4 separate regions of the Homo sapiens genome follow, and regions 2, 3 and 4 are each linked to region 1. A link is a contact called in ENCODE Hi-C or POLR2A ChIA-PET data. All regions are on one chromosome and are shown on one strand. Each heading gives the region's core, a stretch centred on a gene start or an enhancer-like site at or near the end of the contact. The rest is flanking DNA. Distances are from core to core; before and after follow the strand shown.

The links. Hi-C counts contacts between places; a loop is a spot of excess contacts on that map. ChIA-PET counts read pairs that join two places held with the same protein, here RNA polymerase II (POLR2A). Pooled maps may share reads with other maps.
Region 2: a loop to region 1 is called in a map of naive thymus-derived CD4-positive, alpha-beta T cell, with 2.7 times the contacts of the local background. The contact joins the promoter of SERTAD2 here to the promoter of LINC00309 in region 1. A Hi-C loop is called at or near these places in 1 of 168 maps with a recorded cell type or tissue (naive thymus-derived CD4-positive, alpha-beta T cell), 3 of 37 single-sample maps with no recorded cell type and 10 of 50 pooled maps. POLR2A ChIA-PET finds 5 or more read pairs at or near these places in 3 of 52 experiments (activated B cell, activated CD4-positive, alpha-beta T cell and activated naive CD4-positive, alpha-beta T cell).
Region 3: a pooled map shows a loop between it and region 1 (1.8-fold over the local background). The contact joins the promoter of SERTAD2-AS1 here to the promoter of LINC00309 in region 1. A Hi-C loop is called at or near these places in 2 of 37 single-sample maps with no recorded cell type and 8 of 50 pooled maps.
Region 4: a pooled map shows a loop between it and region 1 (2.4-fold over the local background). The contact joins the promoter of LINC01805 here to the promoter of LINC00309 in region 1. A Hi-C loop is called at or near these places in 1 of 37 single-sample maps with no recorded cell type and 3 of 50 pooled maps. POLR2A ChIA-PET finds 5 or more read pairs at or near these places in 3 of 52 experiments (PC-3, WTC11 and common myeloid progenitor, CD34-positive).

The regions. Positions count from the first base shown.
Region 1 is chr2:64,203,740-64,207,038 of GRCh38, forward strand. It overlaps LINC00309 (long intergenic non-protein coding RNA 309), which reads right to left and starts at 1,746. Exons shown (of 6, transcript NR_033837.1): 1 at 1-1,746. RefSeq lists an enhancer at 511-840.
Region 2 is chr2:64,652,264-64,655,562 of GRCh38, forward strand. SERTAD2 (SERTA domain containing 2) reads right to left here and starts at 1,650. Exons shown (of 2, transcript NM_014755.3): 1 at 1,357-1,650. It overlaps LOC124907776, which reads left to right and starts at 1,808. Exons shown (of 1, transcript XM_047446580.1): 1 at 1,808-2,960. The coding sequence starts at 2,017. The coding sequence ends at 2,448. RefSeq lists silencers at 614-693, 994-1,323, 1,432-1,726, 1,464-2,283 and an enhancer at 3,065-3,224.
Region 3 is chr2:64,635,284-64,638,582 of GRCh38, forward strand. SERTAD2-AS1 (SERTAD2 antisense RNA 1) reads left to right here and starts at 1,641. Exons shown (of 2, transcript XR_940172.3): 1 at 1,641-3,299. SERTAD2 (SERTA domain containing 2) reads right to left here. Exons shown (of 2, transcript NM_014755.3): 2 at 1-1,592. The coding sequence starts at 1,588. The coding sequence ends at 644.
Region 4 is chr2:64,484,752-64,488,050 of GRCh38, forward strand. It overlaps LINC01805 (long intergenic non-protein coding RNA 1805), which reads left to right and starts at 1,602. Exons shown (of 3, transcript NR_147011.1): 1 at 1,602-1,679. RefSeq lists an enhancer at 1-513.

The DNA of each region.
Region 1 (3,299 bases), core at 496-2,995:
TGTAGAGCCAGTACTTGCCCCTGACCCAGCCCCCTTTCCAGCAGTGTTTATATGCTTTCTCTGCTTCAGCTGATCAGAGGATATTCCATTCTAAGCCTTTCATGGGACAATGTTTATGTGATTTTTTTTTTCTTCTTCTTTGTGGGGAGGATTCCTCCCTGCCTCTTGGAGCTTAGCAGCACTAAGAAATGTCATCCTAAGGTCACATTTAGATTAAAACCCAGTAAAACCTGATGGACTTGTTATAGCAAGTGACTGTGAGGGACACTCACAGTATGATGACTGTGGCTTGCTAGTCTACCATGGGGACAGGAATGAGGGTGGGTCACAGGAGGTCCTAACGGGGAGGCAAATCTGCTTTAGCAGCAGCTCGTTTCAAGAGGCTGGGTGTTGCGGCATTAATTCTCCTGGGTTGGGAGCCTGGGCAGGGTGGGTGTCAAGTGGCTCTGGCAACTGGACCCCTTCGGGGTTGCCCTCAGGATCAGGATGAAAAGGGGGAAGTCAGGCTGGAGCAGCAGCGCGGTTCACGCAGAGAGCACCCCAGGCAGCCACGAACTGGCTTGCTCCGTTCAGATTTCTCTTAAACAGCAGTTTTCCGTTTCTGTTCTATGGCCTCTGAGGGAATTTCCCAAATTAACCTTCACTAAGCTTTCCTGAGGGACTGTTTTTGAGCGCTGATGGGGGAATTTCCCCCTTTTGACCACACTGTTGCCCGGAGACTTGTTGCTGCTCTTCATCTGGGGATTTTCTCACTGGCATTTTGCTACTTCCTGTTTCCCAAGAGTCTCTGCTCTCTGGGAACTGAAGATTTATCAAGAGAAGGGGACAAACAGCCTTTAGGAAAAAGGGGAGGAGGGTGTATTTAATACAGTGGTGCTTTTCTTCCCCTCCTTTAGTTCTTTGCTACAGTAACATTGGATTTGAAAATCAGGCCCAGGGAGCTTGCTGAGAGCTTCGGATTGATTACGCTAAACATTCCACAGGAACTTGAGTTGTACGGTGTAATCACAAATCACATAAATGATTGTTTTATTAGAATATCTATCCTCTATTTGGGATGGATAGAAACCCCTGTGTTAAAAGAAACCACTAAAGAAATCATTACTCCTTTTACTTAGTGAAAATGCACTACCACTTGTTGAATGTTTCCTGTGTGTCAGCCATGGCACTGGGGCTTTGCATACATTTCTCGTCTGATGCTAGCAACAACCTGGAGGAGTAGGGCTTATTCAGACTCATTTAATAGATGAGCGAACCAAGCCTCGAAGAGGCTCTGAGAGGTTAACTGACAACCACATTTTCCCGGCTGGTATTAAGCAAAGCTCCAATTCTGTGGATTCCTAAAGCCTATGCTCATATTTACTCAGCTATAAATTTGTATTGAACTGGGGATTTGTTTCATGGGTCTCTTAGGTGCTATTACCAGGAAAGCAGCAGGAGAGACCCCGAGAAGAAGCAGATCCCCAAAACCAGAGGTGAAAATATTTTAGGGAGCAGTATTGATAGTCCTTGGCTTAACCCTGTGCACTTGCCAGGCCCTTTTGCCATGTCACCTGGAAAAAGCTGCTGACTTGAAAGGTGACAGGAATAAATATATTTAAAAAGCTTCAATTGAACGAATTCATTAGTTCTTTCTCTTAGAGAAACTTTCCACCTAACCACTGCTGTCACCTTGCTACTTCCTACCCTAGCTTTGTACATTTTATCAAGGGTATTAGAAATAATTCCCCTGGGGACAGGTCCCAGAATCTCTCTGGCCCTGCTCTGTGGAAGTTGACATCTAGAGAAAATAATGTTCTGGAATTGCTCTACCTCCTTGACTCTTGATGCTCTTAAGCCAGATGAGTGTCTGTGCATGCATGTGTGCACGTGTGTCTGTGTTCTTGTGGTATGAGGTTCTTGGGGGATGGATTATTAGCCACAGTTGACCTTTGCAAAGTTCTCCAAGTATTAAATATTTTCACTTCCACTGGAGGAGTGATCAGCATACACGAGGGGGTGCTGGAAGCAGCTTGGGGAGTGACCTGGCTGTTCCTGGGAGTTCCTGAGGAAAGGGGGTGCAAAATCTGCATTGGTGCCCCCTGCTTCCTGCACACTTTGCAGCAGCTCTTCCTCTCCAGGGTTTGTCTAGGAGGGCTCCTAGCTGTATTGTCTTCATCCACATAGTGAACTCTGATAACCACCAAATGTTGAGAGTTGACTAGTTGCCTAATAGTTTACCTGCATTGACTTAACTTGATCCTCACCCATGAAGGTAGGCAAAATGATTCCGTTTAAAACAAAACAAAACAAAAACAGTGAGAAGACCAAGGCCCTGGAAGGTTAAAATGGCCCAAACCTACCGGCCGGGCGCGGTGGCTCACGCCTATAATCCCAGCACTTTGGGAGGCCGAGGCGGGCGGATCACGAGGTCAGGAGATCGAGACCTTCCTGGCTAACACAGTGAAACCCCGTCTCTACTAAAAATACAAAAAATTAGCCGGGCGTGGTGGCGGGCGCCTGTAGTCCCAGCTACCCGTGAGGCTGAGGCAGGAGAATGGCGTGAACCTGGGAGGTGGAGCTTGCAGTGAGCCGAGATCACGCCACTGCACTCCAGCCTGGGTGACAGAGTGAGACTCCGTCTTGAAAAAACAAACAAACAAACAAACAAACAAAAAATGGCCCAAACTACCTAACTAGTAAGTCAAGGGGTTGAGATTCAAATATTGGTGGGTCTGATTCATAGCTGTAGCTTTATTATGGCCAGGGGTGGGTGAGTGGAGTAAATCTTATTTATTTTTTAATCACTAGGAAACTATATCCTAGCCTTGAAGTTGCAAATATACAGGCTGTTATCATTTCAAATAATCAGGTGGTAGAAAGAGAGCAAGATTCTAATCAGCACAATGCCCAGGCCAGGGAAGGAACGTGGCGCGACCCAGAGGACCCTGGCTTGACCAAAAGTGGTATTTGGAAAAGGGGGCACCGATCCTCTTTTGTGCTAAAGGGGACATGGTTTTCTTATCTTCACTGTTTCCAAGGCATCTTCTTAGTGGTGGCTCTGCAACTAGAGAGGGCTAAACAAGCAACGCCAGGTTTAGGCTTTCATCCCATTGTGCTTGAGAAAAAAACAAGTCTTCCCAAATCTAGTACTTTACAACACTTCATAATTAAGCAGCCAAGAATCTGTCTTTCAGTGTTTGTGCCCAGTCACTGGTACACATTATAATCAAAATCCCTTTTCCCTTCAAAGCAGAGCATCACTGCCTTTCCCACTATTCTCCTGCAGAAGAGCAGGGGAAGGAAGCACCAGGGTCCAT
Region 2 (3,299 bases), core at 400-2,899, 450 kb after region 1:
TGCTATAAAAAGGGGGAGGGATGGGAGCTGCCAGGGTGAGACATGCCTTCTGCTGAGCTGAGCAACTACCCCCAACCCCCATCGGCCAAGCAGCCCAGACGCTCTCAGGTGGACGGTCCTTCAGGGGCGGAGCGAAGCCCAAAGCCCACTTCACTCTTGTCAGGGACTAGTCTCTAACTACAAAAAGCTACTGTGAACACTTAGGGCCTCAGGAATCCTGGTGACTACAACTTCTAGCCTCTTTACACACATTATGGATATTTCTTAACATACATTGGGAAATCAAAAAGCGTATTTCATGAACAAAGCTTGAAAACATGTACTCTCTACCCTAAGCCCAACTGAGGCTGCCCAATTCGATTCAAATAAAAACTGCTGTGGTCTGAGGCTGGCTGTCTCACTCTGCTGACTGTCCTCCCCATTCAGTGTCTGTGAAAACTTACTTTCTACCTCCTGAAACGACTCGGCTTGCAAGCAAAAAGTTATTCCAATGCAAACTATACCTGATATTTTCGTGAAACTTAGAAACTAAACCTAAAACTCGACTCCCATCGCAATCTATTACTACCACTTCTGCTAAAGGTAACTTATAGCCAAGAAAACAAAACAAAATACGATTTTCTGTCCATGTAGTGGCCCTGTGACGACACCCCCTCTCTTACTGGTACAAAGTCTAGGGCTTGGGACAGCTGGCTCCCCTCAGCCCCCTCCCTTTCAGTCATAGGCGGTTACCACGAAGATGACTTGTAGATTTCTAACTTAAAAACCAACGAGACGTTAAGTTTAATATACATGTAGATCCCAAATCAATTCATTTGGGCATGGACGAAAGAAAAGAGGGTGGAGAGGAAGGTTTTCAACATTATTAAAAAAAACACCGGGAAATTCACAAAAACGCACTACAGTAAGTTGGATGCAAACCCGGCCACGGAACTCAAAAGTGAAGCAGCCTTCGCGCCAGCAATCCGAGCCTTAAAAAAAGTCTCGCACGTTCACAACAACACAACCGCCACAACGCGCACACACATCCCAGCTGTAGAGGCGACAGCTCCAGGCGCCCCCGCCCGCCGCTCGGCTCTCCGAGCTCCCGACCCCCTCCTGACCCCGGCCCTGCCCCCCAGCGGCTCAGCCCGCAGGCGCCGGGGGTCCGAGAGCGCGGGGCCCGGACCGGGGCCGCGGGAGGGAGCGCTCCTCCCGTACCTGCTCCGTCCCCGGCTCCCTCCCGCGGCGGCGCCCGGCCCCTCCTCCGCCCTCCGGGCTCTCCCAGCCCTGGCCGAGTCCCAACACCGGCCCCCCATCCACCCGGAGCCCCCCGCGCCCGCGGATCCCCTCCAGCCCGACGCCGGGAGAACTTACCACATGCAGCTCCACCTGGGAACTAACGCATCAGGAGGGGTTTCCGCCCACTCCTCAGCTACTCCCGCTCCATGCGGAGTGCCCCGCTCCAGGGGCCCGAGGGTGGCGCCGGGGAGCGGGCAGCAGGCGAGGCTGAAGCTAAGACTCCGCCGTTCTCTGCCTGCGCGCCCCGAGCATTATACAATGGTGGAGGCGGCGGCGGCAGGCAGCGGAGGAGGAAGCAGGAGGCGGGCGGAGGGGGCGCCCTGACCGAGCGAGCGGTACGTCGTGCTCCAGCACTCGCCGTGCAGGAGTGACGTGCGGCCCGCGAGCCTCCCGCGAGCTCCGGGCCCCGGCGCCGCAGGCCCCGCCCCTGGCCGCCCGACCCCGCCCCCGCCGGCCCCGCCCCGGCCCGCCTCTCCCCGGCGGTCCCGGGAGGCGCGATAAAGGCCGGGGCCGGCCGCGGCCGGCCGCGGCCGCAGGAGGAGCAGGAAGGGGCGGCGGGGCGCAGTGGGCGCCTGGTGGCAGCGCCGCCCCCAGCTCCCTGCCGGGCCGGCGCGCCCCTGATTTTCTCGTAAGGACGGGCTGAAAGAGGAGGGGAGACAGAAGGAGACACTCCGGCCCGAGGACCACCACTGCCACTAGTAACGCCCCCTACACACTCTAGAAGTGCTCAGGCGAATGACGAAGCGGCTGGTGACAAAGGCGGCGGCGAGTGCAGCGCGTGCACAGCCCGCGGAGCCGCGCGACCGCAAATATGACAAGCATTTGAGCTATTTGGCAACGTGGGGCCGGTCAGCGGGGCGGGCAGGGTCCCCGCGGGGGGCGAGGGGCAGAGAGCTGGCCCGGGCGCCCGTCTCGCTGCCTGCAGGGGTTCCTGGGCGGGGGTCCGCTGCGGGACACTCCTCCGAGGCCCGCACTGGTCCGAACGGCAGGATGGGGGCTCCAGCCGTGAGCCGGGGACAGAAAAAGTCCCTTGCCCGCGTGGCCTCAGCCCGACACGAGAAGTGGGTCACCAAGTCCACGGCACTTTGGGAGCCGGACCGAACGAGTTGCATCCTTCGGGGCCGGCCGGGGCTCGGTGCAGACCCGGCAGGAGGGAAGCCAAGCTAGGAGACGCAGCCAGGTCGGAGGCGCAGTCCTCTGCCCACAAGTTTCACATTGATAGCCTTTCCCTCCCGTGGAGTAAGCTTATGCTTGGAACTACTTAAATTTACCAGGGAAATTTATACTAGTTGGAAGAGAATGTGTGTATGCCCAAATGGTGAGAATTTAAGAGCACTAGGGAAAGAGGCCAGATAGATGGTTCCACTGGAAAATTAATGATTATTTTAAAAATTACACGTGCATTCAGCGTCAAGATGTAAAAGGCAATGCAGGCAGGCACCTTAAAATTTTGGCTGCCACCCCAATCAATATCATTTCAGATCACTTTGGAGTTTAATGGTCCACTATACTAGTTGTATTTAAGAATAATAAAGCTTTAAGACCTAACATAAAGGCGATTGTAAGTCGTTAACATCAAGAGAAATTTAGACTTGTTTAAACTGTTCTGTAATGATTTGTTATCAATCAAATTGATGATCTCATCGAAATTAAACTTGTGCTGAAATGTTGATAGAGGAGACAACGCTTCTTGTTTTATCTTTAAGGAGGATGGAAAAGGTTTTTACTGGACCCTCAGTATAATTAAAGTCTTATACAGTATAACCTAAGCCAAAAGCTAATTATTTGTGGATATCTTTGCAAAGTCTCATTATAATGGCATTCAAAATGACATATTATGGAAGCTGTGCTCACCGGCCCTCTGCAGGTCTTGCTCAGTTTGCGCCTGAGTGGCATAACATTCAAACATTTTGCTGTGAAGCGAAGATATTTTTCATTTCCAGAGTTCTGCAGTTTAGAGAGGGCATTAACTACTAACAGTTTCCTAACCACCCACTCACTTATACTTTCAGTGCTCA
Region 3 (3,299 bases), core at 391-2,890, 430 kb after region 1:
AGCAAATCCTATCAAAATAGCTATCTCATATGTATAAACAGCATTTGTTTTTAGAAAAACAATATCATAAACTGCAGAATCTGTACAAAAATATAAAATAAATTTGGGCAGCAGTTTTCTAAACAGCCATGTAAATGCAACACTTACGAGGAGTAGTTAATGCCTCTAAAAAGGCCGAATTGCCAAGTCAACCTATACAGGGCAAAAATGCCAGAAAAGGTACTGAGATTATCTAAATAAGATATATATATATAGTTTTCTTCTTTACCTCTTGCAATAAAACTTATAGAAAAAATAGACAAATATGCACATGCAATTTACAGCTTTTCCAACTTAATCCTTGTGCTTCACTTGAACTGTTTATTTTTGTCATTCAACATTGCAACATTGTCTTCAAATGGATTCTTTCCTATACCAGGGTAGTAGGTCTCTGAGGAACCACTCAAAAAAGTGTATTAAAAGTGGTCATACTTGGATGAAGGCACTCCAACTCTGCTCAAAGCAAAAACTAGTGTGATCCTGTTGTAAAATTTTCTTTTTCTCTGAAAAAGGCAAGCAAGGGTGCATGCACAGTGTGGAGAACTGTCAGGGTTATGGGAACGCTCTGGGGTCTGGGTGGGCATAGTCGCTGGGTCCCTGGGTCTTAGGACCCAACAAGCACCTCCATGATGTGGTCCAGCTCTGTGAGGTCCATTTTGAAAGGCTGACTTGGGGTGACAGGCTGACTGCTGTAAGGAGCCAGAGTTTTGAGGAGGTCGTCGGCAGACACAGGGGCCATTTTTGAGGCTGTCCCTGATGAGGAAGTGCAGGGGTCAAAATCATACATGGACGTATCAATGTCAGCAAACAGGATGTCATCCAGGGTCAAGTCTGTCAGGAAACCCGTGGACGTCGTTATTTCAAAATTCCCAGGCAGAGAGTCCATCAGTTTTGAGTCATCTGCGCGGCTCTCTTGAGGACCGTCGAGTTTCTGGGTGCCAGCCTCGCTGGAGGTCCCTTTCACACTGTCAGTCGCAGCCGTGGCCGCCTCTGTGGAGGTAGATGTGGGACAGAGCTCCTCGATCTCGTCCAAGGCAGAGGAGAAACTGTCCTTTTCTGGCAAGAGGGCTGGAGGTGACAGTTTGGTGGGAGCCGTGGGCTGCATGGCCTGGGAGGTGCAAAACGTGTCATCGTCGTCCTCGAGCAGTGAGGCCGGGGTGAGGCAGGCCTCCAGGGGCGTAGTGCTTCCGAGGTCGCAGGGGTGGGAGGACGGGGACGCCAGGTGGCTGAAGGCCGGCGGGGCCTCTCGGTAGCTGTCGCTGGGCTCGGTGGTGGGCTGGGAGGAGGGGGTGAACATGGGCCTCAGGCTGCCTTCCTGTTTGAGTTCCTCCTGGATCCGCCTCAACATGTTGTTAATTAAAACGGTCTTTTGCAAGCTGGGCTCTGTCAGGGGCCTGTGGTTATAGAGTTTCATAAGGGAAATGTTGAAGATAGTCTGGCGCTGTAAGGTGTAAGACACCTTGGATGGACCGTCACAGGGAGACACGATTTTGCCTTCCAGCCCATCTTCATGCTCATCAAACTTCCGTTTTCCTCCTTTACCCAACATATATCTGCAGAGGGGAGAGAGAGGAAATGGCATTAATCACATGAAAGCTGATTTCTCCCATAAAAAAAGAGACTGATTTAGAGGGCAGGACTTGGACCTCAGTTTCCTGCCCAGGGTTATTTACAAGTACACGTGGATTAATTAGGGGTGGGAGGAAGGAAGACCTTTTACAATAAGAGAGAGTTAGAAAATCCACCTTTGTATGCCTGTGGAGCAATTTTTATCACTAGGTAGTCTGGTGAGTGTATTTCTTGAGAAATGTGTACGACACAGACAAGTTAAGAATTACCATGGAAACCATGATTTTGACTTTCTCAGCTCATGTGCTTGTGTTCGCATGCCTAAGATTATCATGCAGGTTCGATTTCCCTCCCCCACGTAGATTTATTTTTAAAGCCCAAGAAAACACTTACAATGCTATGACCTAAACAGATACAGGTGTCATAGATTACAGCTTGAGCACTTCTTAAAGGATTAAAAGAACCAAGTTAAAGAAAGGTAACATGTATAATTTGGGTAGAACTGTGTGTGCTTTCAAAATGCTTTTCCTTCCTCATTAAGCACGGAGTCTTTCTGCCTGGTTGGGGACATGTGGTGAAGCACTGCACCTGTGTTAAATGACCACAGTGACTGAGCCGCCGCCACTTTTCATTTAGAATCAAGGGGAGGAATGCGTATGTCCCAGCCTAAGTTCTTCCTTGGCTCAACTTCATCCACACACAGTTATGTTTGAAGACAACTGGATTAATTTTGAAGTAATTAGCTCTGATTATAAGCATTGCTGTTTGGGTACTCGAGACATTTCCTAACAAACTACCTCCTGTGATTCCAGAGATACATGCATATTTTGAGGAAACCATGACCTCATATCTCAGACCCTGAGAATCTGGTAATGGGTTGAATTTTAAAACTGCAGCCAGGAACTCCTGCCCCATCTTGCCTGCTGCTCACAGGCCAGGCTGTGTCCTCTCTTGCTCTGGCCTTAGTGAATACATTTTATCAACTGGTTGTCACCTTCTGGGGAGTGGGCCTTCCAACTTTCCAAGATCATGTGACATCGTCACAACCTCCTTTCAGAACTTCTACTGTCTAAACAGAACAATCTCAAGTTCATTAGCCTTTGCCTCAAAGATCTCACTTTCTAACCATTTAACAAGAAACCTGTCTTTTGGTGTTCGGACCAGGATCGTGGTTCGAATGAAGCCAGGCCCATGCTTGCTCCCTCACCGTCCCCGCCTCCAGCTACAGCACTCTCAGGGACTCCTGCTAATCCTGTCCTCAGTGTGACTCACTCTCATGTCTTCATATACAGGCAACTGCTTTGTAGTTATTCAATTTCTCTTCTAAATGCCACTTACCTTTTAATGAACTGCTTCAGCTGATTGATCACACCTCATTCAATCCTTTAATAACTTATCCACATCTACACTGTCATAGGCATTTGGCCAGGCCCAGTGGGGAGTCCCACATGAACACCCTGGCCTTCAAGAGGCTAAATAGCCCCTCCTACACCTGATCACCATTTTGAATTTCAAGTCTCGACCTAAAGAAATAAGGCTAAATGGAATATAAACTTCACAGAACTTCTTTCTCATACTTTGTCACAAAGCAGGCCATGCTGCCCTCAAGGCCAGTATACAGGTAGACATGGAGCCTGCCACTTGGGGTAACCGTCTTACCTCATGTCTCATGAGGTCTCCAGAAGAGACAG
Region 4 (3,299 bases), core at 352-2,851, 280 kb after region 1:
CACCAGGAACAATTGAGGCCATCATATTCTGAAGCAGAGATAAAAGATTTGAGATTAAAGAGAAAGTGCAAATAAACTAGTGACATTTTCCTGAATCCTGGATGCTGCTTTCACCCCCCAAAGCTAATGTATCTCCCTTTTTCACTTGAGATAATTTAAATTGGGTTCTGTCACTTGCAAGAAAAAGCATCTTGATCAACTTAGCTACAGTTTTTGCATCTACAAAATCAAGGAGCTGAACTAAATGATTTCCATGTTTTTTTCATATTTCAAGTTCTAAGATTCTGACTTAAAATGTCTGATTTTTTACTAAGAAATAGATTTTTTTAAAAGCGAGGAAAGAGCAGGAGAAGCAGCCTGAAAGAAAAGGAATGCAGAAGAGGGAGACAGGGTCACTCCTGGGACCAGTGAGAGCCAAAGACCAACTCTGCCTGCTGCATGATTTAGACAAGACTCCCGATTTTAACTCAGGACTGTAAGAGTGCCCTGCAAAAGGACTCACGCCTCTAGTGATCCCAGGTAAGGCCCACACATAGGTTTCTCTGACATGCTGTTGGAGTCATGATGACACAGTAGTTGAGGGCATGGGCTTTAGAGGCTGCTGCCCCTGGATTCAATGATTATCATTTTCATCACAGCATTTACTGAGCGTTTATGACATACCTGGAAATATCTCAAGACCCAGCCTCTTCACTTACTAGCTATGTAACCTTAGGGAAGTGACTTAACTGCCACAAGCCTCTGCTTCCTCATCTGTAAAATGGGTGTCATAATAGTTTACTTCTCACAGGGATGTTGTGAGGATTCAATGAGTCAAGAACAGTATCTGGCACGGGCTCAAGCATCAAGAACAGTATCTGGCACGGGCTCTTCCTAAAATGTTCCTCCTTGCCTTTTACACACAGCTCAAATACCAAACATCCACAAAACTTCCCCAATTGTACTCCACCTCCTCTGTCTCCCCCGAGCACTTTGTTCCTGCCTGCTGGCTTTCTTTCTGCACACATTATTTAAGAGGTAGAATGATCAGGATTTCTAGCTCTGTATTTCATTCACCTGCTCACAAATCTATCACCTGTGTGGCTCACCATACCTTATCTTTGGGTTCCTGAAGCGTTGGTCAATGACAAACACACAGGATCTCAACAAATTTAAATGGATTGAGTAAATAATATTCAGCCATCTCTCAAGATCAAAGCAGACAGTATGATCAGTAGTACGTGCCACACCTTTTGGTTTCACCACCTCAGTGAGCATTAAGGATTTTTGTCAGGCGAAACTGATGTGTGATTGTAAAGCTGCTCCTCACATGAAACCACCAATTGCTCAAGCTAAAAGTAACAATTCCTCACAGCTGGCAGGCCAGCCCATCTGCAACTGGCCGTGGAGCCTGTGTTAACGGGTGCGGTGCTGCTAGTTTGGAAGCTGACCAAAGAGACAGTAAACACAAAGGTTGCCTGGGTGCATAAATACAAAACGAGCTCCTCCTTGCCTCATCCCCGAAACAGGCCAGTCACAGCATCAGGGACTCCACAAGTGTCTACTTGTCAGCTCCTGTCAAGTGCAACGGCAAGGACCTACCACCCTCAAGCTGCAGATATTAAGGATGAAATTGCAGGAGCTGCGGTTTTATAAGAAGCCAAACATTGTGTGCATTCAGAAAAAGATATTTTTCTAAGGTGAGTACATGGCAAGGTCATGTATACGGAGAGGAAACATTTCCCCACTTCTGGCTAAAAGAAAATGTGTTAAACGTGTTCACCCGGCTAACTACAGAAAGAACCTCTGGGGACAATCTGGTATGCCGCATGAGACTGACCATGTGGCACCTCATTTCTCATTAGTGCAAATCTTAGGGAAGCAGTACAAAGTGCTTTTGAACCTATAAGGGAAATGAGACGGATAACTGGCTGGGGTGGCATGAAGTTTTCTAAGTAAATAGTGGAATAAAATGTATGAATATAATTTTTATTCCCTTGTGTTGATTAGAATTCAACTCGAGGGCATGGTAAGGCTTACAGGATCACAATGGTGATCTCTCAAATGACTGGAATTTTTTTAAAAAAAACTCTCTTATTCTCAATTCCTCTTTTCTATCTGTGTGTTTTTATTAATTCACTCATTTATTTATTTGTACCCTATGCCATTCCTGAACGCAATGCAGCCTTATGCTCTGCAGGCACTGGGGAACTGACAATGGCTTTTGAGCAGGGCAACTACATGATCAGACATGAATTTTAGATGATCTGGAATCAGCGTTGAGGATGGAACTAGAGAAGACAGAGGTTGGTAGTCCTCCAGATGAGTCCTGACTAGATACCATGAAGGAGAGAAGACACATTATTTAAGAGGCAGAATGATCAGGATTTCTTGACTGGGTGACTGTGGACAGTAGCAAAACAGTGAAAAAATAACTAGAAAGTGACTTTTTCCATGACTTTGTGAATGATGACACTAACTCAAGCAGATTGACAATATAGGAAGTGGACCAGTTTTGGAGTATGGGTAGTAGAAAGCTCGAGGAAGTGCTTTAGAGAAAGGCGCCATATAATGATGCTAAGATTTCAATTCTCTGTCAAGTTGCCAGTGCAGGTGACAGAACATGTGGCTAATGAAGGTCTACTCTTGCTCCCTGTGGGCTGATTGCCAGCTGCACCCTTTGAAGTTGTCCTACATCCTCATCATGCCTGATGGTGACCGCTAGGCTCACTAGAGGAACTTTGAGAGAGTGTGGAAATGGAACAGTACAAGCCCAGAGACATCCTTAGGGACCCAGCCAGAAGGCCTCTCCTACCGATGGGATGGTGGGATTGGAGCAGTGCCAGTTTTGCTTCTTCTTAATTTTTGAAGGGTGGGCAGAAATCTATTGCCAGTGGAACACTGAGTATGCAAGGGTAGATGACCTCACAACTAGGGTGACTGTCCTCAGGCCCTGCCTTGAGTACTGTCTCCCAGTCTGTCTTCACAGCTCGAGGAATGGATCAGGGAGAAGAATCCTCCTTTCCAATCATCCTAGTCTCTCTCTTTCCCCCCAGACACCTTCTATCTATCTCGGAGCCTCTGCTGCTCTTTCTGTATCCCTGGAATGACTTCCTTTTCTACACTGGGTGAGTCTCTGAGCTGGGATACTTCCTGGAAGGGAGAGCCGTTATCTGCTGGAGCAGTCAGCTGTGGACTCGCTAGGCTGTGTCTATGACTGCTGCACAAATAGAAGGATTTCGTTCAGCTTGGGAATTTTTTGTGTATTCTTTACCTATTATCTCATCTTGTTTCTAAAAAGATTCGCTGCATCTTGCAGT